2 separate regions of the Mus musculus genome follow, and region 2 is linked to region 1. A link is a loop called in an ENCODE intact Hi-C map of the cell type or tissue named here. Cell type or tissue: heart. All regions are shown on one strand. Links, peaks and the distances in the headings refer to the core of each region. The heading gives the core; the rest is flanking DNA. Region 1 holds the start of Ndc80 (NDC80 kinetochore complex component). Region 2 holds the start of Smchd1 (SMC hinge domain containing 1).

Evidence for each region. Peaks named below come from ENCODE experiments on the same cell type or tissue, not always from the same donor. Only the 100,000 strongest peaks of a DNase experiment are listed, where the experiment ranks them.
Region 2: it touches region 1 in a loop (6-fold over the local background); 13 of 42 quality-filtered maps call a loop at or near these places.

Annotation. Positions count from the first base shown.
Region 1 is chr17:71,524,300-71,534,802 of GRCm38, reverse strand. It overlaps Ndc80 (NDC80 kinetochore complex component), which reads left to right and starts at 7,946. Exons shown (of 17, transcript NM_023294.2): 1 at 7,946-8,092; 2 at 9,061-9,170. The coding sequence starts at 9,070. It also overlaps a transcript of Spdya not described here and the pseudogene Mettl4-ps1. In heart, for the core only: a CTCF peak has its summit at 7,395; a DNase peak (open chromatin) is centred at 7,762; H3K4me3 peaks cover 2,239 bases; H3K27ac peaks cover 1,816 bases.
Region 2 is chr17:71,470,348-71,481,145 of GRCm38, reverse strand. It overlaps Smchd1 (SMC hinge domain containing 1), which reads left to right and starts at 5,803. Exons shown (of 48, transcript NM_028887.4): 1 at 5,803-6,167. The coding sequence starts at 5,982. In heart, for the core only: a CTCF peak has its summit at 5,912; a DNase peak (open chromatin) is centred at 5,695; H3K4me3 peaks cover 2,666 bases; H3K27ac peaks cover 2,574 bases.

The DNA of each region.
Region 1 (10,503 bases), core at 2,504-10,503:
ATCAAACATCCTGCAAAACTTCCCAGTAAGAGTAGAACAACTAACACAAAACACAATTAACAACACAAAAATCACACAGATACCAAAATCCTCAATACTATACATAGGAGCACTGCATCTAGAAGTTACCGAACATACATTATTTTTAGCCCCACAGATTACAATCTCCAAGATAATTCATATCCTGGCCCATGAAACAACGCTCTTTTACAGAACTAGAATTTATTTTTAAACCCCAAATGACTTAAGTTGGAAATCAAGAAAAAAAAAATACTAAGATCAACCACAAATGCAAATGAAATAGTTCTCTTCTGAATAATTCATGCAGGTCAAAGATGAAATCAAAGGAGACATTAGAAAACATTTTTCTCACAATGGAAGTAAAAATATAAAATGCCAAGATACACAAAATTGTCACAAGATCACATTCATATACATTAGGATGGCAATTTCAAAACAAAACAGAATGCTTTGGTGAAAACACTGGAAACTTTATGCACTGTTAGTGGCAGCTATAAAGAGCACAGTAGTAGTTTCTGGGGGGAAAATAATTCAATATGTAAAATTGTCAGCATCCTTTTCATAATTCCCCGTGTTATATATTTCATCCTCACATCATTTCTAATACTGAAAATAGAGACTGTGCAGACTGTTTACAAGCTCTAATTCAGTCTATGCAATCTTTAGCAGGTCTGACTCTGCAAAAGCACATTACCCTGCTGACCTCGCATATAAAACAGCCTCGTTCCACTCTCCTGGCACTGGTCCCCTTCTTACCCCCAGATAACCCTCTGTTTTCATGTCATATGTACAGATATACAGGTGGAGAACAGTCTACGCTCAGCTGTTGTTGTTGAACTAAATTCAACACATGAATGGAAGCATGAGAAAGTTAGAACACTGAAACATCTTCCATGAACTCAACCAACAACACAAGGTCACAGCCACCAACCACCTGGCTGATAGAAGCATGCGTAGTATTAATAAAATTGGCTTAACGTGTTCATTACAAAGAAAAAACAATAAAGCACTATCAAATTCTAACTCTGACCAAAACAAGTTCTTTATTTCTAAGATACTGTTGTATTTATTTTGGTCTTTTTTTAATGCTACTTCACACTAATATTCCTGCATGATCAATATTTTTGTCCTACCTTTGTATGATACTCCATGGCATCCAATTCACCTTGATTGAAAGCAACACATCTTTTACGTTTCTAAGAGAGGGTGATGAGAAAAAAAAAATAATGTTGTAGTCTACCACAATACTGACATTTTGAAACCCGCTAGATTTTAGTTTTATACTACATTTTTAAATATTGTTTCTATTTTTTAAAGATAAGAGGTTCCATTGAGATCAAAATCAATGCAAAGTGTACTAGTGCCCATGGAATAAGAACTGTGGTTCTTCATAAGCAGTTGCCATAGTTACCCATCAGTTTATATGCATATGACATATCTTCTCTCAACTTTCTTCATTTCTGACATGAACCATCTACAAGCTATCAAAGGAAATCTAGGGCTGTAGCAAAAGACCCGTGCTTAAAAGCAGCACTGCTCTTGCAAAAGACCCAGGCTTAGTTCCCGGCATCCACTTGGTGGCTCATGACTAAGATTCCAGTTGCAGTGGATCTGACACCTTCTCCTGGCCTCTGCAAGCACCAGACATACACACGGTACACAGAGGTTCATACGGGTAAAATACTTATACATATTAATAAATCAAAAGCTAGAAAGAAAGAGAATGGAAGGGAGGGAGGGAGGGAAGGAGGAAGGAAGGAAGCAAGGAAGCAGGCAAGAAAGAAAGAAATCTTAAAACCAAGTATGGCATCTCAAGCCTGCAAAACCAGGAAATGAATGGAGGGCATGAAGGGTAGGGGTTCAAGGTCATCCTCTGCTACACAGTGGATTCCAGAACAGCCTGGGCTACCTGGATCCTGTTCAAAAAAAAAAAAAAAAAGTGGGGGGTGGGGGAAGGGGAGGAAAGACAGACAGATAGATCCCAAGTATTGCTATAATCCCAGCAGCCAGGAGGTAGGAGGGTCAAGTTCAAAGAAAACATTAGCAACATAGCAAAAGTGCCTCAGGGGGGGAAATGTCAATTTTAACATATTTTAAATGATGTTTAGAATGCTGGCAAGATGATACTTATCACCAGATCCACCATTGTGCAAGAACAGAGCTCCTGAAAACTGTCCTGTGACCTCCAGATGCAAACCATTGCACAAGTGCACCTACACACACACACAATAAATAAATGCAAATGTTTAAAGGCCTTCAGACTTGATCTGAGGGTTATAAGGCAAGCCAGTGTTACTAGCAATATTCTGCACCTGACTACACCACACAACAGAGCATGAGAGCAGGAACACAGAGCCATAACTTCTTTTCATTGCTGATTGCTACTCACATAGTCTCAAATTCTCAACAGGCTAAAATACATGTTAATTACATAAAAAAATGTAAGAGTAGGCTAGCTAGGTAACTTCGTTAGCATATCAGAAATGATCAGTTTCATTATGATAGTATTAATTACATATGCTGATCTGTACCTTCCACATTAAAAATGGGAAGTCTGTCAGGTGGCATGCACCTATCATGACAGCACTGCAGAGGCAGGGACATAAGTTTAAAACAGCCTGGTCTACACAGTGGGTCCAAGACAGCCTGAACTACATTCACATGTCATTAAAAACAAACAAACAAACAAACAGCCGGGCATGGTGGCGCAAGCCTTTCATCCCAGCACTCGGGAGGCAGAGGCAGGCAGAGTTTGAGGCCAGCCTGGTCTACAAAGTGAGTTCCAGGACAGCCAGGGCTACACAGAAAAACCCTGTCTCAAAAAACCAAACAAACAAACAAACAACCCAACCTCTTACCCATACTAAAGTCAAATGCTTGGTGGTCTGAATTAGTAACAGTGATACCTCTGAGGTTTTCTTTTCTGTGTTTCACGTGTAGATGAATCAATACATACTTGTTGAAAAGGAAAAACATGTCCAAAAAAAAAAAAAAAAAAAAAACCAAACATGCATTTCTGACAGCATTTCAGGTACCTCCCACAGTGGCAGAGGTTACTCTGAGTAACTTCCTTACTCTAACTCTTCGCATGCTTCCCTCATTTTTTTAACCAGTTCTGAGGTACAATAGATAAAGGCACTGTGCTCATCTTGCTTCATCATTATGCACAAACACAGATGGAAGGAGCTCACACATTTGCCAAATGAACAATCATTCATTCTTACCCCTAACGAGACAGTATCTACAGGGAGTTTGTACGATCACCTCTGGACTACTGGAACACACCCAAAAGATTAAAGCGTATGTCGAAGGTGCTTGCTGCTGAGCCGGACAACTTCAGTTCAATCCCCAGGGCCTATGGTCAACATGGTAGAAGCAAAGAAAAACCCTACTCCCACCATTTGATCCTGTAGAGTATGCTCACATATCTATTTTTGTTGGGGGGAGGCTGTTGTTTTTGAGGGGTGTTTGGCTTTTTGGGAGAGGATCTCAGATAGCCTGAGCCGACCATGAACCTCACTGTGCAGCCAAGGGTGGCCTGGAGCTCCTGTTCCTCCTGCTTCTACCTCCCAAAGTGTTCCAATTACAACTGTGTACCACTGTATCAGACTCAAATGCCTGGAAAACTGCCCCAAAGTATATACTCAAACACATATGCTGGAGAGATGGCTCAGCAGTTAAGAGCACCGACTGCTCTTCCCGAAGATCCTGAGTTCAAATCCCAGCAACCACATACTGGCTCACAACCATCTGTAATGAGATCTGGCGCCCTCTTCTGGAGTGTCTGAAGACAGTTACAGTGTACTTACATGTAATAGATAAATAAATCTTTAAAAAACATACACACACATACCTTATAAATATGTATATTCCATAGAAGCTTTCCTATTACCACTAGAAAACTTTCCAAAAACACCCTTCTCTCAAACTTTATTTATAGGAGCCTATTCCTAAAACAAGGCCTTTACAATTCCCTAAAAGCCACTGAATAACTGGAAATTGTTTCATAGAAATTTTAAAAGCAAAAACAGGTGTAAAAACATTCAGTTAACTATTTCCCACGCTTGTTGGCAGTGACACCTGGGAGAAGAAAGCCAATTGATGAGGCAGATTAATCTCTCATGTGATAGCCAAGTTTATTAGTTTATCAGTTTATCAGAGTATTGGAAAATTTATATTCTGAGGGTTAAGAGTCACGTGAGTAACAGGTACAATCACAAAGGCAAGCCAAATGAGGTTGACAAGCAGGATATGGTAAAAACATAATTTTCCATAAAGGCATATAAACAAGTAACAAAGTCCAGTCGTGATGAATAAATTCCCTTGTATCTGCTACACCTGAGAGGGACACAAAAGCACATTCCAAGAACAATTTCATGATTTTCAAGCATCTGAGGTCACAAGACTCTTGTTTTCTTTTAGGTTTTCTCACAAGCATTGAGAATCCATTTATTTATTCATGCATTCATTGTGCACTGTGGGGAGGGGTGCATAGCCACGACACCCAGGCAAAGGTTAGAGGACAACTTCCAGGAGGCAGTTCTCTCCTTCCACCAAGTGGGCCCTCGTGATCAAACTCAGACTGTGAGTTTCAGCAGCAGGGCCACCTCTCCTGACATCTGTTTACTTTTTGAAACATGCAATGTGTTGTTTAAAATAGCAGGATGTTAGAAAGTATGATTAAAGGTGACTGACGGCACCTGCTGAGAACCCCAGCACTTGGGAAGTGGAGACAGGAGGATAAAAAGCCTGTGATTCTCAGCCAGGCAGTGAGTTGGAGGGCAACCCACAATCGCTCTTGGACATGCTAACACCTTCTGCATTATTAACTCTTTTATACTTAGAAAATGGGGGGGCCTAGCAAACACAGATGTGGATGCTCACAGTCAACTATTGGATGGATCACAGGGCCCCCAATGGAGGAGCTAGAGAAAGTATCCAAGGAGCTAAAGAGATCTGCAACCCTGTCGGTAGAACAACATTATGAACTAACCAGTACCCCAGAGCTCTTGACTCTAGCTGCATATGTATCAAAAGATGGCCTAGTCGGCCATCACTGGAAAGAGAGGCCCATTGGTCAGGCAAACTTTATATGCCCCAGTACAGGGGAACACCAGGGCCAAAAAATGGGAATGGGTGGGTAGGGGAGTGTGGGGGGAGGGACGGGGGGGACTTTTGGGATAGCATTGGAAATGTAATTGAGGAAAATACGTAATAAAAAAAATAATAATAAAAAAAAGAAAATGGGAAGATGTTTGAGATACTTAATGAAATTTTTTTGTTTCATGTTTAAAAAAAAAGACGCTTAACACTTCCTACTTTCCCAACAGAAACAGAGCCCTCTTGTTCATCCTCATTCAGTAGATTTTCGGTTTTGTTACTTTGTTGGTGCTCTTAGTGAACAGCTGGAATTATGTAAGGTTTGGTGACATTAAATAGCTCAGATCGGAAAACATATTTTTGGGTGATCATTTCACAACTTCCTCCATCCTCACTGCCCGACACAGTAGTGGAGTCAGGAGCAAAGCATGTAGCAGAAGCTCCAAAAGGAGACCTGGGATCCAGCTGAAGAGAATCCATGTAGACAGAAGAAGTGGGGTTGTTTTTTACTACAAAAACGCTCTTGACACTGGGGAAGTTGACAGTTTACTTTGTTAATGAAATGACAAGATGATCCAGTAACCACCCAGGAGGCAAATGATGCACCACAGACATTCTCATAAAACCAAACCAAACCAAACAAACAAAAACCTGATAATCAAGAATCACAACCAGAGGGCTGGCGAGATGGCTCAGAGGTTAAGAGCATTGACTGCTCTTCTGAAGGTCCTGAGTTCAAGTCCCAGTAACCACATGGTGGCTCACAACCATCCATAATGAGATCTGATACCCACTTCTGGTGTGTCTGAGGACAGCTACAGTGTACTTATATGTAATAAATAAATAAATCTTAAAAAAAAAAAAAAAGAATCACAACCAGGGCTGGGAGTATAGCTCAGCGTGCGGGTCCTGGGTTTGATACCAATGTTGTAATTAAGTTCTTACTGTCCTGTATATCGATGATGTACTTTGTACACACAAGTAGGTTTTATATTTAAACATACAAGGTGAGTGTGTACATACCACCTTTAAGGAAAAATGCGATACTTTAAATGTCTTTTAATTTCAGAATTGGTCATTCAAATTTTTCAGCCAACTTAGCCAAAGATGCTTCTTAGTTTGATCCTCCTTTCTTCGGGTGCCCTCTATGGTCCTTTTTTGGTCCTTGAGTCAAGGCACGAGTCCACATGGTCCAAGTATTCAAGTCACTAAATCCTTAAAAGGTGAGTGTCTTGTCAAGTCAAAGGATAGTAATTACCTACAAGAATTTACCCTTTTTTAAATGATATAAATCTATTTAGAGAGGGCCACAGGAATGAAAGGAAAGACAGCTGTTGTGCTTTCAAACTACAATTGCCACAGGAAGTCACTCCATTTCTCAGATCCCTGCCCTACCTAATCCTTATCAGTTGTAGGGCAGTAAGATTAAAAGAGTGCTCTAGCCAAACCAAGTGCAGCATGAATAGTAATCAGAAGTTCACAACTTAACTAGTTTGCTAGGTCAAAACTTCAAGATTTATAATCTGTTTGAGCCACACTCCAGTAACTAGGTTTTACAGAACATTTTTATCTTCACTTAAGATATGTTTTGCATTTCTGGATATAGCTTTATTATAATGTAGTGGAAACCTTAAGAGAAAACCGAATAAAAAATAAATTAAAGGCTCGTCTAATAGCATTTATAGTCAAATTTCTTATGCAACTGACTGCAGAATAGTGTTTGTTTCTTAAAGACAGAGAGTCACTAGGTTGCCCTGGTGTATGCCAGGTCCATCAAACTGGCCTCAAATTCAAGACTCTCTCGGGTGTGGACCCTGCCCCACATACAAACTAAAGTCATTGAATTCACTGAGCCTCAAAATTATCTCTTTAGTTTTTGGAGTTGTTTGTACGTGTGGGTTTTGTTTGGGGTGGTTTTGCTTGGGTTTGTTGGTTGTTTTGTTTTGATATAGTGTCTATGTTGCTCTAGCTGTCCCGGATCTCACTAGGTAAACCAGGATGGTCAGAGATTCCCCCACAACCTACCCCCACCCCACCCCCGCTTCCAGAGCGTGGAAATTAAAGGTGTGTACCACAACGCCCGACTAAAACGATCATTTTTATGTTCTAATGCCATTAGTTTCAAGAAGTAAATGAACTGCCGCTTACAGAGTCTGAAATATAATGCCTGCTAATATATCTGCTGACTACTATTTGGTGATGGAGATCTTCGTGATACCTGAGATTTTGGTTTCCCAGTAGAGACGTAAAGTGAGGAGTCACTGTGACCGCTAGGGAACCTCAAACTCAAAAAAGGACTGCTTAGCTCAAAACTAGCTAACGGCACAATAATGCCGAGAGCCAGGAATCTACACTTTAGCCCAGGGACAGGCCACCACCATCCGGGAACTAGTAACGCCTGCTTGTTGTTCCGAGGCTGGGCGGCGGGAATCCAGAGCACTTGAGGAAGCCTGATGTTAAATATCCCTCAGGCTCGTCCACCGCCACACTCGACAGCCTCTCCTAACGTCAGGAACCTCACGCCGCCTCATAGGCTTGGGTCCTGGCCTCCATCCTATCGGAGACAAACCCGCGCTTTCTACTTCCAGGACGCAGCCATATTGCTGTACGGAACTTGATTCCAGGAGGGCTCGGGCCGCTCCGCCCGGACAGCCCTACTCGTCCTAGATGCCAGCTTCCCGGACAGGGCGGGACTCCCTTCGGGTCACCGACGCTAACGACGACCTGGGAAGAGCCCAGAGCTCGCTTGGCCCCCGATGCGGACACTTCCGGCGACGAGGGCGGGCGCTGAGCGAGCGCGCATGCGTACTCGCCGTCGCAGTCCTGACGTCAGCGCGGGCGGAAACTTTAAAATTCAAACCGCCTTGGGTTGACGGAAGCGGACGCTCTGGTTTGGGCGGCTGTTTTCGTGTGCAGTCGTGCGGTTTACGGAAAGCTGGGCGCCGGGTCTCGTTGAGAAGCTGAGCGAAAGGTAACTGCTGAGATGGGATCAGCTCTGTGTTAAAATGGTCCGCGGCGCTGGAGCTGACTGTTGCGAGGGAGCTGGGGTGGGATCTGCCCGGCTCTGCAACGTTTGTAGCGGGAGAAGGCGATGCTAACAGGTGGGGACTGACAGGGGGAAAGCTGATTGGTGTGTTGTGTACCCGTGCTGATGCTGCAACTTAAAAGCCTGGTATGGACATGACTGGAAACCAGTGAAATCATGAGAGTAAAACTAGGTTGAACGCAAGCCACCAAAACAAGGAGGGGTGTGGCTCAGTGCTCAGCGCTCAGCCCAGCTTGCTAAAGGGTCTGACTCTCCACCCCTAGCTCAAGACAAAACAACAACAATAAAAATGCGATCTGTCTAACCCTCTGTGGAAGCTAGGGCCGAGTGCATAGTGTCTGATGCTGCAGAGATGAAGACAGACTCCAACGTAGACATTATTTTGATACTTGTTTTAAAAGCGGGAGCAGCCTGTGTTGTAAACCGGATTGTTTATCTTTGTTGAAAGGTGTTGCAGTAAATCTCCAACCCAAATAAGCCCAGGCAATGAAAACACAACTTAATTAATATGAATACATGCTGTGCGCCTACATTGGGCAGATCTATCACTACACTACCATCTTCCCCATATAAGAGACCCCTTAGAACTTCTCCAGGCCAGGTGCTTCTGCTCTACTTTCCTTCTCCTCAGTCGTCCCCTCTCCTTTTCTCCCAAAACTTTCAGCTCCATCTTCCCCTCTTTTTTCTGCCTCGTTTTTTTCTACTTGAAGTTGCGTAGGTGTTCTTTGTAAGAACTTCGGTTTACATGGACAAATAAATATAGCATACAAGGAAACGATTGTTGTACAGAAACAAACTTAGTTGCTTTCCTACTAGAGGATAAAGATAATAATTGTTGCTCGTTGAATTGCTTGAGTCTGGAACATTTTCCTAACGCTGAAATCCTGAATTAGGTTTCGAGAATGAAGCGCAGTTCAGTTTCCACCTGTGGTGCTGGCCGCCTCTCTATGCAGGAGTTAAGGACCCTGGACCTCAATAAGCCAGGCCTTTATACCCCTCAAACGTAAGTGCCTCCCCTGTGCTTCTCAGCTGCTTACTTTACTGTCTAGAGAAAAAAAAAAAGTGCCAGAAATGGTTAGTACAAAAGTGTAAGTGATGTCTTGGTGACTCCTGTCTCCTCCCAGTAGTACTGGATTAGGGGGAGGGGGGCAATGAAATATAAAAGTGGACACGATGCTAGGTTTTAGCTCGTTGTCTCTCCAATTCCCATAGTCAGATTCTTTACTGGGCGTGCTATAAAATAATTGTCAATGCTTGCTTTCCTCTTATTCCTTTGTTATTAGCCGTTTAAGTAGGCACCATGGTATTACTCATTATTTATTAAGATGTTTCCAAATACTAAAGGTAGTAATAAAATGGAAGCAGATTTATTTGTTTTGGTGATAAGCTATAACATAATTTCCTCAAGTTTGGGGGCAGGTGTCCAAGGGAACGTGCTACATAGCTCGGTGTGGTCACACACACACCCCTACAATTCCAGTATTCAAAAGGCTCTAAGAAGAAGATGGCTCAGGGCTGGAGAGATGGCTCAGCGGTTAAGAACACTGACTGCTCTTCCAAAGGTCCTGAGTTCAAATCCCAGCAACCACATGGTGGCTCACAGCCATCTGTAATGAGATCTTATGCCCTCTCCTGGGGTGTCTGAAGACAGCTACAGTGTACTTACATATACTAAATAAAGCTTTAAAGAAAAAAAAAAGAGAAGATGATGATGATGATGGCTCAATGTGAATTTAAGGCCAGTGTGGCTATATAGTAAGTTCCCCAGCTTGTATAGTTCACAGAACAACCAACCAACGAATTTCTTATGGTAAACATCAGTTTTTCTCTCTGAGATTGCTCTTCCAGTTAACAGAAGGCTCTCTCTAACCCTATATCCTATAAAGTCTACATATAAGCTAGCTACTTAAAAAGCCATTCGTAAACACTTGTATTGATATAGTATAAGGCTCCACTACTTTTTTTGTTTGTTTGGGGTGTTTGTTTGTTTGTTTGTTTTTGAGACAGGGTTTCTCTGGCTGTCCTAGAATTCACTTTGTAGAGCAGGCTGGCCTCGAACTCAGAAATTTGCCTGCCTCTGCCTCGCCAACTGCTGGGATTAAAGGTGTGTACCACTACCGGTGCCTGGTGAGGCTCTACTATTAGAAATGTGAACTATTTACATATTTTCTTTCTGGATACTTGAAGCACTTTTTTTTTAACCATGATACATTTCTTAGACCAAAAAAGATTTGTGCATTGAATTGTACTTAAAATGTTACCATTGCCATTTTTCTTATAGTTTAGAAAATAATGGCTTAAATGGCTATACCTAGTTCCATGCTGAAAGAAAAATT
Region 2 (10,798 bases), core at 1,080-9,079, 52 kb after region 1:
ATTCTCTACCAGTCTGGTAGGTCTGGGGCTCAGAGCCGCAAAGCCTTTTAGCTGGCAAAGCCTGAATTTACACCACGGAGACTATCCTTTACTTTCCAGAATAAAATAAAAATAACATCTGAGGAGACAAGGACGTGGAGAAGACACCCCTTTTAAAACACTTTAAGTTTCCACCCCTTGCCCTGTTTTTTAAAGCACTTTTTTAATTTGGAGGACCAGCCAGCTACGTTTGAATGTTTGTCTTCTGGGACATTCCTGCTGGAGTTTAATCACTATTTTGAGTAATTAAGAGGGCGGAAACTTAATCCAATTAAGGCGTTTAGAGACTGGCCATAGGGAGTGATAAAGTCATTAGCATGTGTGTGTGGGGGGGGGAGGGGGGATGGTCAGGTGAGTAAGCAGAGATAGACACACATACTCCTAATCCTTTACCACTTGGTGCCCTGCACTGCCTAAGGGCTCTGCCAACTACAAGACTTACCTCCAGGTGTGCCCCTTGACCTTGAACCTCTAGTCCAGCTAGACAAAAGAAACATCTTTAATTTAGGGAGTAACGAGAAATCGCCGACCTAAAGGCTGTTTTCTATTACCAATCAACTGTATGTTGTTTTCCTGCTTTCTAACAAGATCCGTTCTCTTTCTCCCTCTTTGCCTTATTTAATGGCAATAGGGACCAAACCCAAGGTCTCCTCATCCACACACCATGAGAAGTATCAGTACTGATTTAGATACCACCTCTCATAGACAGCAGATACAGCATTATTCTCAAAAATCACTAGGGATTTTTGTAAACCTGTTTCTGTCCTGGGAGGGCGGGGTTAGCCATGTGACTGTTGTTGGCTCCTGGGACATTCCAAAGGAGCCAAGCAGGGCCTCGATAAACACTGGCACACTGTTTTTGTTTTCGAAACATGATGATCAGGTAAGACACTAGGTTTTCCTGGTAGAAATGTCTAATTAGAGAACTCGTGTAATTAAGCCAACAGCCTCAGCTTGATTGCCAGCCAGGGATGTGAGCCTGTCACCTTCCACTCACCTTGGTGCAGATGCTGGTGACTATGCTAAGTAAGCAATCTTGCCAGCAGAGCTGCACAGAGGAGCTCAAACTGCAGTATCATGAGCCAGCAATGGTTCCTGCTTAAAGCCACTACATTACAGTTTTAGGAAAAAAACAAAACAAAACAAAACAAAAAAACAGTTGGGCAGTGGTGGTACCCACCTTTAATCCCAGCACTTGGGAGGCAGAGGCAGGCAGACTTCTGAATTCAAAGCCAGCCTGGTCTGACAGACTTAGTTCCAGGATATCCAGGGCTACACATGAAGAAAAATTAAAATCTAATTTAATCTTCGATAACTTTATATATTTACATAATGTGTTCTGTTCATATTCACCCTCATTCCCGTCTCTTACTCTTCTTGCCCCTTCCTACTTTCACATCCTTTAAAAAAAAAAAAAAAAAAAAACCTTTTTACCCTGCAATCACTGGGTGAGGGTTGCACTCCTGAGCATGGGCGTGGTCTAATTTACAAGATCCCCGGCAGCTGGCTAGAGTTAAGGCACTACATTTAAATACACTCACACGTGCAACCACAAAATCAGGTGTGGTTGTTCAAGTGTGAAAGGTCAGCTCTCAGAAACTGGAATCTGAGGTACTGAGCTACAGGAGCCAAACTTGATTACATTAGCAAGACTTTGTCTCAGAACAAGCACCACACAGACACACAGACAGACAGACAGACAGACAGACAGACACTCACATAAACCAGTATTTACAATACTGGTTTTATTGCTTTTTTTCTAGCTTCTCCTAAAGCACTAACAAAAATACTAAAGATTTAAAAAATGAGTGGTAGTAAAGAAAAAAAGAAAGATGCAGGTAATAGTATGTCTACCTATGTGTTTCAGCAGGTGAAAAAATGACTTCTTTTTTTTTTTTTTTTTTTTTTTTTCTGAGACAGGGTCTGGTATGTAGCTCTGGCTGTCCTGGAACTCACTCTGTAGAATACCATAGCCTAGAACTCTCTGAGACCTGGCTGCCTCTGCCTCCCCAGTACTGGGACTGAAGGCATGTGGCACCATCATCCATCTTTAACTTTAAGCTGTTTTTAATTGCAGACTTCAATGTAACTCCTTACTTCACTTCCTGATCTGTTTCTGAAGCAGCTCTGTTAGTATCTCAGGACGTTCTCAGCCACAGCTTGAGTCTCATCCCAAGGGGGAAGGGAGGAGAGGACACTACCAAGGGCCACTAAGTTTCACTGTGGTTTGTTGTAGTACAACAGGTAATTGACACAAGACGCTTTAAAAAAATCCCAGCAAGAGCCGGGCGGTGGTGGTGCACACCTTTAATCCCAGCACTTGGGAGGCAGAGGCAGGCGGATTTCTGAGTTCGAGGCCAGCCTGGTCTACAGAGTGAGTTCCAGGACAGCCAGGGCTACAGAGAAACCCTGTCTCAAAACAACAAAAAACAAAAAACAACAACAACAAAAATTCCCAGCAAGGCAAGTGGATCTCTGTGTGTCTGTGTATTTTAGGTCAATCTGGTCTACACAGTCAATTCCAGGACAGCCAAAGCTACACAGAGAAGCTCTGTCTGGAAAAACAAAACAAAACATGTATCTTCTGGTAAAGGTGACTGCTTTCAATCTTGACAATTTGAGTTTGATCCCTGAGACAATTATGGTGGAAAGAGAAACCTAATTTGCACAAACTGTCCTCTGACCTCAATACCTGTCCCAGGGCCACCCTTCAACTAAAAGTGTCTGTGTGTGTGCTCCCACTTTCACACAACGCATGTTGAGGGAGGGGGGGGGAGTAGTGTTTAAAATAAATAAAATATATTCAGTAGGTATTATAAGTGATGACAAGTGAGTGACCAGAACTAACCAGGAAACTAGGTCATTTCAAACCCACTTTATTAATTTCTCGGAAAGAACAGACCCTCTATATATTTAGATTTTCTTTTAAGAATCAAAGGTGACTGGCACAAGGAAGTGTTCTGACATGATTCTAGACTGCTACACTGTCATCTAAGCAACTAACTGAATATGGAGTTGTGGTTGGCTTCTTACTTGTGCTCTGCCTGTTTCCCTAGTGCTAGGATTACAGGCATGTACTGACTCACCTAGCGTAAGAGTTGACATTTCTTTCTTTAAGAGGATTTATTATTATTAATTTGCTTGAGAAAGGGTTTCTCGGTGTAGTCCTGGTTGTCTGAAACTCATAGGCCAGGTTGGCCTGAAGCTCAAGAGGTTTGCCTGCCTCTGCCTCCTGAGTGCTGGGATTAAAGGGATGCGCCACCGCATCCAACTCCTTAGAGCTGTCTTTAATAATGCTGCTCAGAATCTTTTCTTTTTTTTTTTTTTAGATGACAACTGAGAAGCTAATTTTAAAAAATGATGCCGGGTAGCAAGCATAATAGTAACAGAATTGTGCTGTTTTCTGGTATCCCCACCCCCATTTGAACGGCGTGTTCTCGATGTCGCTACAAGTTTGTTCAAATGACAGCTGGTCCTGGAAATGCTGTTACTGCTATTGATGAATAACATACTACTCTCACTTTTTTTTTTTTTTTTCGAGACATGGTTTCTCTGTAGCCCTGGCTGTCTTGGAACTCACTTTGTAGACCAGGCTGGCCTCAACTCAGAAATCCACCTGCCTCTGCCTCCCAAGTGCTGGGATTAAAGGCGTGCGCCACCACGCCCGGCTCACTGTTACATTTTTAATGTAAATATTTATACATACAGGATTTGAACCTTTGGAGACACTAGCTATGCTGTGATGTTAGGAAAAAGTATCCTAGTTCATCATGCTGAGTTGATATCACAATAGTTAAGACGGTCCAGGAATTGTACACACTGTATTAAATATGTAAGGTCTTATCTATGCGGGCTGGGTTATAGAAACTAATGTTCTCTAAATAATGAGAACAAATAAAAAAAATCCACATTAGGACCAGCTGTTAAGGATTTGATTCCCTGCACCTGCATCTGGAGGCTCACAACCATCTCCAACTTCAGAGAATGGAGTCCTCTGACCTTCAAAGTGCTTCTGTTTTTACTTATGAGATTTATAATTTGGTATTACAGAGAAATTGCCCTGTTGACCCTTTGGCTGTTAAGCCCCAATTTGCTGAACCACAAAGGCAATTCATCTTGCTTGTTAACTAAGACTTAGAGAAATGATTTGTCTTTCTCCAGTTGTTCAAATCAAACACGGCCCATAAAAGGGATAGAAGGAAATGGTTGTGTGAGTTTTAAAGATAAAATGTAAAATGCCAGCTAGGAGTAGTGACTCATACCTCTGAAGCCATCAAGGGTTCAGGTTGGGTCAAGGCAGGAGGATCAAAGTTTGATGTAGGCCTAGGAAGACTGACAAAAAGCAAATTACAATAAGATTTTACAGAAATCTCATGATAGTTGGAGGTTATTCTCGTGTCTCCTGTCTCTCAGGTGCCCTTTCAAGAACATGACCAGCTTTTGGTCACAACTTCACCTACCTCACCTACTGTTTCATTTTCTCTTCTTCCAGTCATACTATTTATGCCGCTCTACGCAAACCTTCACACTTTTGTATGTCTGGCCAACTGTCCTTGGTGCCAACAACCCGGTCTGTTTCCAAGGTGCATTGACTTTGAGTCTAGCTTTACCATTGATCATTAAGGCTCCTGCGAACCTAGTAAAACAGCACCCTTAAATCTGATCCAACTTCTAGACACATAAAAGAACTCAATTAATTAATGGGTTTCATTAATTTACACGTTTCTCTCAAGTACAAAGCATCCAGGTTTTAAGAATCAGAGAGCAAGCATCTGGCAAGGTTACCCGCCCCCCCCCATTCCTTGCTATCTGTAGAGTCAGAAGCGCATCCCCCAATAATTATGCTCAAGTTTTCTTTTTTATTTATTTATTATTGGATATTTTCTTTATATACATTTCAAATGCTATCCCGAAAGTTCCCTATGCCCTCCCTCCACCCTGCTCCCCTACCCACCCACTCCTGCTTCTTAGCCCTGACATTCCCCCGTACTGGAGCATATAAAGTTTTATGCTCAAGTTTTCGAGGAGGCTGTCTTACACATTGCACGCTTAGAAGCTGACTCAACCTCGGTGAGTAGGTTAGGTATTATCCCAAGACTCCCAGCCGCCTAAAGCCTCAGAGCCTGGCTAACCCGGGGGCGCGCATCGCGGCCTCGTGACGTCAGAGACCCGCTCTTCCTCGAGGCCGAGCTTTTGTCTCATTGTCCCACAGTAGAACCCACCCACGACGGCGAAGGAAGCGTGCAAGCAGAGCGGTGCCCGGTGTTTTAGCTAGTGTCCACCGCACCGGGACCCAGGTGGTGCAAGCTTCCAGCCGCCGCGTCCGCCCGACTTGGTAGCGCCCTGGAGACCGCATGGCTAGGGGGAAGGCGCCAGGGCCCTGCAGCGGGAGCCTGCATAGACCCTGGGGCGACACGCTTGCGAGTTGCGCCCCCCCCCACCTCCCCCCGCGAAGGCCCCTAAGGCGCTGGAAGCCAGCTTCCAGGCCGTCCCCAGTCCCCGCGGTCCGCAGGAGCCCGGGGGCGTGGCCTGGGCGCGAAGCCCCGCCCCACCTTGGCCAGCCCCGCCCCGCCCCACGGCCTGCTGGACTAGCCGGGTCTCCGTCCGCCGTCCTCTTCCTCCTGCGCAGCAGCCACGGCGGCGGCCCGCTCTCAGGTCACGGAAGGAGGCTTGGTGGGCGGCGGCGTACGTAGCTGGCGGGCTCTGAGGCGCGCTCAGCGCGTCCCTGTGTTCGCGGGTCGCGGAAGTGACGTACGGCACCCCGGCAGAAGCGCGTTTGAATCGGTTCCCGGGTTACTTCCCGGCCGCTGCCCACAGTCGGTGCTGCGCGGCCCGCTGAGGCTCGGAGCCGCGGCGGCTGGAGCCGAGGGCACGCGCGGGGTCGGTGTCTCCGGGAAGCGCGCCCGAGAGCCGCAGGGCCTTCTCTTTTTTTCTCCCTCAACATGGCAGCGGAGGGCGCCAGCGATCCCGCCGGCCTCTCGGAGGGATCTGGGAGAGATGGCGCCGTCGACGGCTGTAGGACGGTGTACTTGTTTGACCGGCGCGGGAAGGACTCGGAGCTAGGGGATCGCGCACTGCAGGTCTCGGAGCACGCGGACTACGCGGGGTTCCGCGCTTCTGTGTGTCAGGTACGTCCCGGGGCGCTGGAGGGATGCTCGCGAGGAGGTGAGGGTAGGTGGCCTGAAGCCTGGGTGGGTCACCGCCATAAACTTGTCAGATGGCCGGGATCTTGCGGCCTTGGCCTCTGCCGGGTGCCCACGTTGCGGATGATCCCTGGTTGGATGTCCCGGCCGGCCTGGCTTTGGCCAAGAAGGATGGGATCACGCCCCTCCGTGGGCCCGTGCTGGTCTAGCGTTCGGGACTTCCAAGTTAGTGGGCGCTTATAGGTTTAGTTACTGCTTTATGGTTGCAGAGTAGTTAGTGCATCCTCCTGTCGGAGAAGCACCTGTGTTTGTCCTAGTTTGTAACTTCAGAAGATGCAGAGTTGCATCCACTGGACAGTCAGTGTTGCGAGGGTTGCGCTGTTTGGTGGTGGTGGGGGGGTGAGATTCCAGGAGTCCGGGTACCTCAGGTTCAGGGAGGTGATGGAGGGAGTCTTTTACCGGCTTGTCTTGTCAGAAAGGTTTGCCTGGTCCGTCCCAGCAGGATTCTTCTACAGAGTAATACTAAGTTAGGTTAGTATTAGGAGCTGTCCTGGTTCTCTGAGCTCCAACTTCCTTGGGAGTTCCTGAACTAGCTCTAAGTGACCATGCGGACAACAAAGAACGAGTATACCTGCTTGGGGGGAAAAAAAAAAGAATGACTACGTAGCAAGACGTGCTTTATACTGTGAGATGCTTTATAGGTTGTTGTTGTTCTTACTGTTGCCTGAGCTTGAGTATGTTGGGGGAGGGGTATTGCGGGGTTTTGTTTTGAGGTCTTGCTGTGTAGCTCAGGCTAGCCTAGAAGTCTCTGTTGACCAGGTTGGCCTCGAACTTTATCCGCCTTTGCTGTCCAGTGTTGGTAGTCACAGACCCAAGTGCCACCGTTCTGGGCTCTGAACTTTTAAAAGAAGAATATGGCAATAAAACAGTGTTTTAAACAGTGTTTTCCTTCCAGAAAACCTAGTTTAGGACACTGATTCTCAGCTTTCCTAATGTTGTGATCCTTTAATACAGTTCCCTATGGTGTGGTGCCCCCCCACCCCAATTATTCTAGTTGTTACTTACTAACTGTTATGAATTGTAATGTAAATGTCTGTTTTCTTATGGTCAGAACCACTGTCCTAAGATAGTACCTTGTATATTTGTTGAAAAAATTCAAATTGAGTTTGACTTTGCCAAAGTGGGCTTTCTTTTTCCTTTTCTTTTCTTTTGGTTTTTCGATTCTTTTTCTCTATTTCTTTTTCTTTTTCTTTTCTTTTTCTTTTTTTTTTGGGGGGGGTTTTCGAGACAGGGTTTCTCTGTATAGCCCTGGCTGTCCTGGAACTCACTCTGTAGAACTCAGAAATCTGCCTGCCTCTGCCTCCCGAGTGCTGGGATTAAAGGTGTGTGCCACCACGTCAGGCTCCGGCTTCTCTCTCTCTCTCTCTCTTTCTTTCTGTCTTTCTTTCTTTCTTTCTTTCTTTCTTTAAAAAAAGTGTTTCATTCATTGTTTTTTTTCCTACTTTTTTTTTAAGATTTATTTATTTAATGTATGTGAGTACACTGTTGCTATCTTCAGACACACTAGAAAAGAACATCAGATCCCATTACAGATGGTTGTGAGTCACCATCTGAACTCAGGACCTCTGGAAGGGTAGTCAGTGCTCTTAACCTCTGAGCCATCTCTCCAGCCCAAGAGTAGCATTGCTCTTAACCACTGGGTTATCTCTAGCTCCTGGATCTGTCTTCTTTGCTCTGTTGGTTTATGCTACAGATCTCATGGTGTTGTTTGTATTAACAGTTGGGCTGAGTCAAACACTTACATAGTTGTCCTCCTGGTTTGTTTTCTTATTTTCGTTTCTTCTTAAAGATTTGTTTATTTATTTTATATATGTGAGTACACTGTAGCTGTCTTCAGACACAAGTGGAGGGGGCTTCGGATCCCATTACAGTTGGTTGTAAGCCACCATGTTGTTGCTGGGAATTGAACTCAGGAGCTCTGGAGGATCATCGAGTGCTCTTTAACCACTTATCCATCTCTTCAGTCCTTGAAGTTTGTTTTCTAGAATGTGATAAAACATTGTGACCAAAAGCAACTTTGGGGAGGAAAGTGTTTGTCCATCGTTGAGGGCAGCCAGGGCAGGAGCTGAAGGTAGAAACTGAAACTCTGACTGTGGAAGAATGCTGCTTATGGTTTGTTCTCCCTGGCTGCTTCATTCATTCATTCATTCATTCACTCATTTCCTGTCCCCCTCCCTCTTCTTCCCTCCAGTTTCGTTTCCTCCCTTCTCCCTGCCCCTTACCTGCGCCAGTGGTGCCACCCACAGTGGTCTTGGTCATGCCATATTAATCAAGAAAATGCCCCCCACGCTGGCCAACAGGATGGTTTGATGGAAGCATTGTCTCTGTGAGGCTTTCTCTTCCTAGACTAGCTTGTGCGAAGTTGACAAAAAAAAAAAAAAAACTAATCAGCACAATAATTCACAAGAAGTAAAAACAGTAGATCTGATCATTTGTTGGTTTGTTTGTGACAGAGGTAGGTCTAGAACACTTGGGTAGTCTAGGCTGGCCTTGAACTCCTCTCCTTCCATCTCAGCCTCCTAGAAGTGCATGGCCACACCCAGCGTTAGATCAATTTGACTCCAAACAAAAACATTCTAGGTTCACTGCTGTAGTTCTATGTTTCTTTTTCCTGTCACCACTATCTCCTCTTACTCCTCTCTTGACGGAGCTCAGTTTTAGTAATCACTTTGTACTCCAGGCCAGCCTTCCACTGTGGACAAACCTTTAGTTCGGCCTGCCAAGTGTGAGGAGTGCTGGTGTGGCTACTGTGTCCATTTAAAACCATACCATTCAGAGTACACTTGTTACTTTTTTGTAGCAAGAACACAGCATTTACTCAACATTTTTCAAATATGCAAGCCATTATTATTATTATTATTTTTAATTTTTTGTATATGAGCATACTGTACAGATGGTTGTGAGCCACCATATGGTTGCTGGGAATTGAACTCAGGACCTCTGGAAAAGCACTCAGTGCTCTTAACCGCTGAGCCATCTCTCCAGCCCCTTATTTTTTAACCTATGGGATTTATTATGATTGTATTTATTATGAGTGTATATATACATTACACACATACACGTTTATGCACATGCTGCTGCTGTGTATGGACATAGAGGACAACTTTAAGGAGTTGGTTCTCGTCTTGCCCTATGTGGGTCCTGGGTTTTGTTTTGTTTAAACACATGCTGACTAACTCTGGCTTCTCTCGCTTCTCCTGAATTACTCTGCTTGGCCTTAAACAAACTGGCAATCTGTTCTAATCTTCTGGCGGCTTCTCATTCTCTGGCTCATTCTGTGTCTAGCTTGTTCTGTCGGTGCAACCTGTCTCTCTATAACTCTCCCTATTTTAAAAAACTGCCTCCTCCTTTCTTACCCCCCCCCCCCCCATGTAGCTTCCCTTTCCTCTCTTTTCTTGAGAGTTGGGCATCTCTCTGATTTATTCTGTCACATTTTTCTCTGATTCAGCACTTTTTTGCTCACTTGTCTGCCACTCAATTAGATGTCACTTTCAAACATGGGTGCTTCCTTCTATAAACTAATTTTACCTTCCTTGTTTGGGATTAATGTTAAGGGCTGAGCCACATCATAACTAGAAGCATAATCTTGGGATTCACATTGTGATCAAATATCCTGCAATAATAGGCCCAAGCTATAATATTTGGGAGGTCAGGTCTATGAAACACATTTTTAATTTGCAATTATTTTATTGGAATTTAATCCCTTATAAAAGAATATTTGTATAGTCTTAGTTGAGTAAAAACTAATTTAGATAACAAAGGTATTAGCATTCCTATCTATAGATATGTGGGTAAGTATATTGACAGTTGAAAGGCAGAAGCCATCTATGAAGTTAGTCATAAACTGGACTAAGTACGCTAATCCATTATTCTAGAAAAATCCTTAAAAGAAAACCTTAAAAACAATAGTTTTATGGGTGTATTGTATGAAATAATTAGATACATCTAATATTTTCCAGATATTTGTACATGTGTACATGTGTGTGGTTGTGTGGACGTGTAGGCCAGAGGTCAACCTTGAGTGTCATTCAGCACTCTCCTCCTTGGGGATGTGTGTGTGTTAACGTGTGTGATTAAGCCAGAGGACAGACAACCTTGATTGTTGATCCTTGTTTTTTTGAGACAGAGATTCTCATTGACCTAGAGTTGCCAAGTGGGCTAGGCTGGCTCCTTCTAAGGAGGGCTCTGGGATTGAACTCAGATGGTTCGGTTTGGCAGCAGCATCTTTAGTAGCTGAGCCGTCTCACAGGTTTGTATTTAGAGCACTGGGATTACATGGGTGAGATTCCATTCCCTGATTTGTGTATTACATGCCTTGCCCCCTGGCCTTACAGTATTCTGTGGCTTAGCTATCTCCATATGTATCCTGTAAACTACAATTTAGCTGATAGGCTTCATTAATTTAATAAGTTCAAGAGAATTCAGGTGGTCTCAGCTGGATTCATCCATGAAATTCTGATTTAATGGCCACCTATTGTTGTGTTGTTTTGTTTTAGACAAGGTCTTATTATGTAACCCAGCAGCCTGGCCTGGAGCTCCTGGCAGTCCACCTGCCT